Linked DNA regions of Homo sapiens: region 1 is linked to region 2. The links are chromatin contacts, found by Hi-C or POLR2A ChIA-PET in ENCODE. All regions are on one chromosome and are shown on one strand. The core of a region is the stretch at or near the end of the contact, and the rest is flanking DNA. Distances in the headings are between cores, read along the strand shown. Region 1 has its middle 110 kb from the start of MIR563. Region 2 has its middle 110 kb from the start of GALNT15.

Region 1 (3,978 bases), core at 106-2,605, 77 kb after region 2:
GAAGAATCAGTATTATTAAAATGCCAATATTGCCCAAAGCAATCTGCAAGATTTAATGCTGTTCCTGTCAAACTACCAATGTCATTTTTCACAGAATTAGAAAAAAACTATTCTAAAATTCATATAGAGTCCAAAGCAATCCTAAGCAAAAAAAAAAAAAAAAAAAAACCAAAGCCAGAAGCACCACATTACCCAACTTCAAATGATATACAAGGCCACAGTAAGCAAAACAGCATGGTACTGCTACAAAAATAGACACATAGACCAATGGAAGAGAATAGAGACCCCTGAAATAAAGCTGCACACTTACAACAAACTCGTATTCAACAAAGTCAACAAAACTAAGCAATGAGGAAGGACACCCTATTCAATAAATGGTGCTGGGAAAACCGGCTAACCATACGCAGAAGAATGAAACTGGACCATTTACCATATACAAAAATTAATTCAAAATAGATTAAAGACTTAAATGTAAAACCTCAAACTACAAAAATTCTAGGAGAAAATCTAGGAAATATTCTTCCAGACATTGGCTTAGGCAAAAAAAATTATGATGACCTTAAAAGCAAATGAAACAAAAACAAAAATTGACAAGTGAGACCTGATTAAACTAAAGAGCTTCCACACAGCAAAAGAAACTATCAGCAGAGTAAACAGACACCAACAGAATGGGAGAAAATATTTGTAAACTATGCATCTAACGAAGGACTAATACCCAGAATATATAAGGAATTTAAACAAACCAACAAGAAAAAAAAACATCAAAAAGTAGGCAAAAGACATGAACCAACACTTCTCAAAAGAGGACATACAAGTGGCCAACAAATGTTAAAAAATGCTCAACATAAGTCATCATCAGAGAGACTGCAAATCAAAATGACAATGAGATACCATCTCACACCAGTCAGAATGGCTAGTATTAAAAAGGAAAAAAACAACAGATAATGGCAAACAATTTTTCACCACTTTTTAAAAGTAATAGTTTGTTTTCTCCTCCCTTCCCCCACCACCCTCACCTCAACCCTTGACCCTTACTTCCAGTTTTCTGGGGGTATTGGGTTGTCCTGTTCTCTTCTCAGAGGCTGGTGGGAGGACCTGTAGTTGAACATTCAGAACTCATTAGGGCCTGGACCAAGCAGAGCCCCAAGGAAAGGGGAAGCAGGGAAACTCATTCTCATCTGAATCCTCATCTCACATCAAATTACTCCTCAAGCCTGAACTGTGTGGACACTTTTCCAGATGACCTGAGGGCACCAAAGCAGCCTTTCAGTTTCAACTTCATTCTTCCCTCCCTCCCAGCAAGTCCAGGGTTTTCCGCCTGACCAGACGTGTTTTGCAATGAGGTGCATGAGTGTTGCTTTCCTCTCTGGCAAACACAGCTTCTCCTTACACAGTTCAAGATGTTAGTAAGTGCTATTAATTGGGAGCTAATTTGCATACTTTATGGATTATTTGTGGTTTGTAGCTAAGGGGATCAGAGCTTGCACACACAACCCCACCCTACCCACTCCTGTAGGGGCCTGAATTACCCCAGTCTGCTCTTCCATGCTGAGGGAGGGCAAGGGAATAACAGATTTATCATGCTAGGGCCCAGGGCACCCTGGAAATGGAGCTGACACACTCCCCTGAAATCCTGCATGACACAAAGGAAGCCCTTCTGTAGCACATGACTGGGAGGCTGGCTGCATGACATAGGCGCTGTGTGATTTAGTCCGGAGATTTTTGCCAGCACCCCTGCCCTGAGTCACGCAACCACAACCATGCTGGCATTAGAATTCTGAAGAGGTTTTTCAGCTTTTTGTTTCGGCTTTTTTTTTTTTTCATTATTAATCTCGGCCCTTAAGTGCTTTGTGTTTATAATTAGTCATAAGCCTTGGGATGGCACCATTCGCATCATCGTGCAGGCGTCCGCCCCCTTGCTTGCCCAAGTGCTGTTAATTAGCCCTGCAAAGATAGGCAAGCCTGATTGGCAGCAGCTTTTGCAAAAGACTCCCAGCGCTCTAGGCAACAAAGAAAACCATCTTAGCATCTCAGCATTATGGCTGTCATCTGGATTCTTTGCTTTCTCAGTCTGCCGCTGGTGAGGATTTCATGGATGCATTTATTTATTTTGAAATGTGAGCACCAATGTTTTGGCAGAAATTCATAAACCTATGTGAAAGTAATGTCCTGTTTGAGATTTGTCACAACTCTTAGGAAGGGATAGAACAGGGGCAGGAGCATTCACTTTTACATTAAGAATGGGGCTTACAGTTTGGAAAACTGCTTGACAGTATCACTAAAGCTAAACATAGACACACGCTATGACCCAGCAATCTCACTCCTAATTCCCACAGAAATGTGGCATGTGTTTCCCTGACAAAAGTATTAAGATGTACCTAGCTGCACTATTTGTAATAGCCCCAAACTGGAAATTGCCCTAATACCCATCAATAATATAATGAATTTAAATTGTAGTAAATTCATGCAATGGAACACTATACAACAATAAGAATACAAACTACAATTACAACAATATGGATGAGCCTCATAAATGTAAAGTCGAACAAAAGAAGTTAGACACAAAAGAGGATATATTATGGCATTGTGTTTATATAAAGAAAAAAACTGGTTAAAAGTAATCTATGCTATTAGTTCAAATAGTGGTTAATTTGCAGGAGATGGGGTAGTAGTGACACAGAGGGTTTCCTGGGTACTGTTAATATTCTATTCCTTGATTTGAAGGTTGGTTATAACAGAGTGCTAATGTATTAAAATGTATTGGTTGTAAGCTTATTTTTGCACTTTTCTGCATGTATATTATGCTTCAGTAAATAGTTAAAGAAAAAAATGAACTAGGAAGTTTTCTTCAGTAGGAAGCTTTACGGTTGATTTTAATAATTTAGTAATTGCAGCAATAAGGTTATATGGGCCTGGGATGTGGTATCCTAGAGAGAAACCTGGGTCTGCATTGAGGGTGGGGCTCCCTTTTCCATGGGCTGTGGTTCTGAAAGCCTAGAGAGCCATCTTAGCAGCATCTCAGAGAAGAACTCATGTAAAAACCAGATAGATGATCTGAAGAACTGTAACTATGGAAGAGAAAGTCAGAAATCAGAGACAAAAGGGATGTGACTATGTGTAAAATTTACCAGATTCATCTCCAGGGCATTCTAGACATGGGGTCTAGGGCCTGAGAGCGTCTCAAAATCCTATACAATTTTCTGAGGCCTTGAAAAATGTATGATGACTCCAAAATGCAAAACAGAAAATTACATAATTAAAATCAATAAATGTTTACAAAACAAGGATTATATCAAGTAATTCAGCATTTCTTAAACATTAATAAGCATACGAAACACCTGGGGATCTTGTCCGACTACAGATTATGATTTAGTAGATCTGGGGTGAGGCCTGAGAGTCTACATTTCTAACAAGCTCCCAGGTAATGCCAATGCTTCTAGTCCCTTGACTTTGAATAGCAAAGAAATAGTTAATTGCAGCTCAACTGAACTCTTCCATAGTTATAAATATAATTTTTAAAAAAACAACAAGAAAATAAAATGAATGGCCAGGCTCAGTGGCTCACGCCTGTAATCCCAGCACTTTGGGAGGCCGAGACGGGTGGATCATTTGAAGTCAGGAGTTCGAGACTAGCCTGGCCAATGTGGCAAAACCCTGTCTCTACTAAAAATACAAAAATTAGCCGGGCATGGTGGCAGGCATCTGTAGTCCCAGCTACTCAGGAGGCTGAGACAGGAGAATGGCATGAACCCAGGAGGCAGAGGTTGCAGTGAGCCAAGATTGCACCACTGCACTCCAGCCTGGGTGACAGAGAGAGACTCCATCTCAAAATAAATAAAATAAAATGAACATTTTATTTTTATAAAATTCAAAATAAAAATTTTATGGTGATAAAAATATGCATAAAATTTACCATTTTACCCAATTTTGAGCATATAGTTCAGTGGCATTAAACACATTCACACTGTTGTGCAACCA
Region 2 (3,777 bases), core at 234-2,733:
TGAATATTTTGTCTGTGTTTCAGCCATGTTGCATGCAGCCGTAGTTCATTCATTTTCATGGCTGTATAGTATTTGCACTCATTGAATTGTGTCCCCCAAAAAGTTCACATCCACATAGAACCTCAGAAAGTGACCTCATTTGGAAACAGGACCTTTGCAGATGTAATCAGTTAAAATGATTCATACCGGATTGGGGGGCCCTTAATCTGATGACTGTTGTCTTTATAAGATGTTCATGTGAAGACATTGAGAGAAACAGGGAGAGTACCATGTGAAGATGGGGGCAGAGATGGGAGTGATGACAGCTACAAGCCAGGGAATGCCAAGGATTGCAGGCAAAGACCAGAAGCTGGGAGACAGGCATGGAGCAGATTCTCCCCGAGAACCTCCAGAAGGAACCAACCCTCCTGATACCTTGATTTTACACTTCTAGCCTCCTCAATTGTGAAATGATAAATTCCTGTTATTTTAAGCCACACAGTTTGTACTAATTTGTTATGGCAGCCCTAGGAAATGAATATAGTATTCCACTGTATAAACAGCTGCAGTTTACTTATAAATATACCACCATTTCTTGATCCATTCTGACGTTGATGTCGTTTGGTTAGTTTCTCATTTGGAGCTATTATGAGCAATGCCACTGTGAACATTGTTGTTCATGTGTCCTGGTGCAAGGATGTGCACTTCTCTGGATGACATGCCTCCACTGCCACCCTGCTTCCTGAGCAGTCAGCCCTCTATGGCTATAGCAGTAGAAATTCTGGGTCCTGGTAATGAAACAACTCAGATAAAGCAGAAAAAGACAACAGTGCAGCTAGCCAGAGCCCTGCTGGTGATGCACCCTCTGATTCACTGCAGCTCCAGCCAAGCTTCTCCTGCATGAATTCTCCATTCCTCCATCCCTGACCTTGCTGTGGCCCTGACTCCAGCAATCACTACCTCCCACTGACAGGGGAGGATCCTCTCCCTGATTTTGGCTCTGCCCTGCCTCCACCAGAGTCTCTACACCCCCTTTAGTCCCTTTCTTTTTTTTCTTTTTTTTTTTTTTTGCTAGCTGATCGAGTTTGGAACTGGTCTGTTCTTTGTTGCCCCCCTGGACTCAGCCATAGCATCTCAGACCAAAAGTTCCTAACAATGGTCCCTCCTTGCAAGGAGAGGCTTCCTGAATTATTTTCTCCCCCATTTACCAGGAAATCCACTGATTTTAGAGATTTTCCACCCCTAAGGACAGTAAGAACCTGAGGGCAGAGAGTGTAAGGCATCACGGGGCAGGAGAGGTGAGCATCTATGTGGTGGAAGCTGGGGTGCCGATGCACGTGGCTGCAACAGCATCTCCCAGTGGCCAAGTCACAGGGGAAGAAAAGAATGTTTGTGTCAACCACCAAAGGGCTGAGGTAAACAGTTGTCTTCACTCACTGCCCATTCCTGAAGATGAGTCACTTCCCAAACTTCCAGAGCTGTGACGACAATTGTTTATCTGACATGGACATTGAGCTTGTTTTCATTGCTGCAATACCATCTCAAAGCACACTGGGTTGTCCTTCTTCTGAGTAACAACATCCTCTTATTATGAATTCTGTATTTCATTTGGACCCACCTTCTTAGCATTTGTATTACTCCGTACAACTTGTTCTAGGAAATTGTGAAAATAGCAATATTGAGGTAAATAGAATTCTTTTTCTTTTTCATTTATTTTTAGGAAAATCTTACTGCTTTGATTTTAAAATCTGATGACAAATCTGTGGTTAACCCCACCCATCACTGTGCTGAAGAAAGAAATTGGATATTTTTTCTGTGGAATTTCAGCAGTCAATACTCTTTCCTTATTGCTCAAAGTCCTCCCACAGAGAAGTTCTGGGGAAATAGAGAGAAGGCAAAGGGTGGCAGTTGGGAGCCAAAATGCTTAGAGTTATAGTAAATGCAAAATGTGTTAAAAAGAACCTTGAGCTTTCAGTGGTACCACTGTCTTATATCCAACTCACAGAGCAATGTGGTGGGGGATGTATCAGGCAAGGTTCAATCAAGGAAGCATGACCACGATGAATGATGTAGAAAAACACAGATTTGCAATAGAGATTGGACCTGGAGTCATGATGGGAGCTGGTGGAGATGTCTGTGCAAGGCTGTTCCCTCTGCATTTGGTGGGCCAATCCTGAAGTTGCTATGGGTCAGCAGGCCAGGCTGTTTGGATGGAAAGCTGGGCATGAAGTGCAAAAAAGCAAGGAAAACGAAAATCTGTGAAGACAAAGAGGAATCCATAAGGACCAACTGAAATCCACAGGGACCAACTGCAAGTCATATCTGTCTTCTACCATCTCAATCTCAACCACATCGGTGACCCGCAAGCTGGGATCCTCCATCATGGAGTGACACACACTCCTGGCCAGAGCAGCTACAGGAGGAGGTCCAGAAGGAGGAGAGGAGGTGCAGGCCCAGCTGCTGCCCTGTGTAGGTCCGTGATGAGTGAAGACTGCAGCAGCCCCTTGTGTCCGACACCGACCTCCAGACAGTGATGGCTGATGCTCCACATTCACCTTCCAAATCTCACGCAGATTCCTCACATGGCACTCCTAATCTAGACCATACAGGGGAAGGAATTCTGGGAAATGTAGTTCTAGTAGCTAAGTTGACACAATACAAAACCATCACAGTGGTGGAGTCAGAAATACCAGGCAGATAGTTAAGTATGGTGCTCCCTTCTAGAGGCACCACTAAGCTAACACGCATACACTGCTTACAATGTGCCAGACACTCTTCCCAGCACTTGACACACACCAACTCATTCAATCCTCTGAACAGCCTGATGAAGTAGTTACTTTCATTATTCCTATTTCATAGATGAAAAGCTAAGGCACAGAGAAGACCACAAAGATAGTAAGAGGCAGACAAATTCTAGCATGATAGTGGTCATACTGGGCAGCCCTTCATCTGTACTTTTTATGGCCTGCTATTTTTAAATCCTGAATCCTGCTTTCTTCTAGTTTTCTGTTTTAATATGCTGTTCCCTCTCTGTCAGATCTGGGGGCCCTGACTGAATTTTCTTATGAGTGAATTATTCTGGTATGACTATAGCTCTCCTCTTCCCTGTAATCCATGTGAAAAGAAATGTATGTCTTTTCTCATATTGTCTTAATTCCAGGATAAAAATTTCTGCCTGAAAATAACTCACCTAAGTATTAACTAGGTTTATTTCTCAAGATCATATAAGGAAGTGATTAAGAGTATGGAATTTAGAGGCAGATTTGAATTCCATCTGCACTGGTCACTAGCTGAATGATCCTGGTCAAGTCATAGGCAAATTGGCTATTATTATTATTATTATTTGTAGCAGCCATTTATTGCTGGGTAACAAATCAACCCAAAACTCGGTGACTTAAACAACAATCATTAATTCTTGCTTGTGTGTTCAAAGGTTGGGTGTGGTTCTGTTAATCTAGTCTAGCATCAGCTAGGTATCTCTGAAGCAAGTTGAAGGTACAGCTGGGCTTGGCTCCTCACTGATTTGGGGCTCATGTCTACTCCATGTGTGTTCATCATTGCTAGGAGGCAGGAGCTTCCCAGGACAAGCTCTTCTCATGGTAATGGTAGAGATACAAGACAGGCAAACAGAATCAAGTACTGTCACTTAAGACAGACCCAAAACTTTGCCATATTATCACTTTCACTCACATTCCATTGGCTAAAGCACAAGTCTAGGTCAGGGAAGTACAAATATAGATAGTAAATATAGATGGCAAAGGGTGTGGACAGAGGGAGGAAATAATTAGAGTCAATAAT

The links. A loop is a pair of places that touch in the nucleus more often than their neighbours do. ChIA-PET counts read pairs that join two places held with the same protein, here RNA polymerase II (POLR2A). Pooled maps may share reads with other maps.
Region 1: a loop to region 2 is called in a pooled map, with 2.2 times the contacts of the local background. The contact joins two enhancer-like sites. A Hi-C loop is called at or near these places in 1 of 50 pooled maps. POLR2A ChIA-PET finds 5 or more read pairs at or near these places in 4 of 52 experiments (AG04450, BJ, MCF 10A and 1 more).

What each region holds. Positions count from the first base shown.
Region 1 is chr3:15,980,753-15,984,730 of GRCh38, reverse strand. No RefSeq gene overlaps it. Among named protein-coding and RNA genes, the nearest start is that of MIR563, 110 kb to the right of the region's middle. Within about 2 kb of position 1,355, at least 9 of the 41 ENCODE cell types and tissues checked have a DNase peak (open chromatin) inside an H3K27ac peak, as active enhancers do.
Region 2 is chr3:16,058,162-16,061,938 of GRCh38, reverse strand. No RefSeq gene overlaps it. Among named protein-coding and RNA genes, the nearest start is that of GALNT15, 110 kb to the left of the region's middle. RefSeq lists an enhancer at 1,089-2,288. Within about 2 kb of position 1,483, at least 19 of the 41 ENCODE cell types and tissues checked have a DNase peak (open chromatin) inside an H3K27ac peak, as active enhancers do.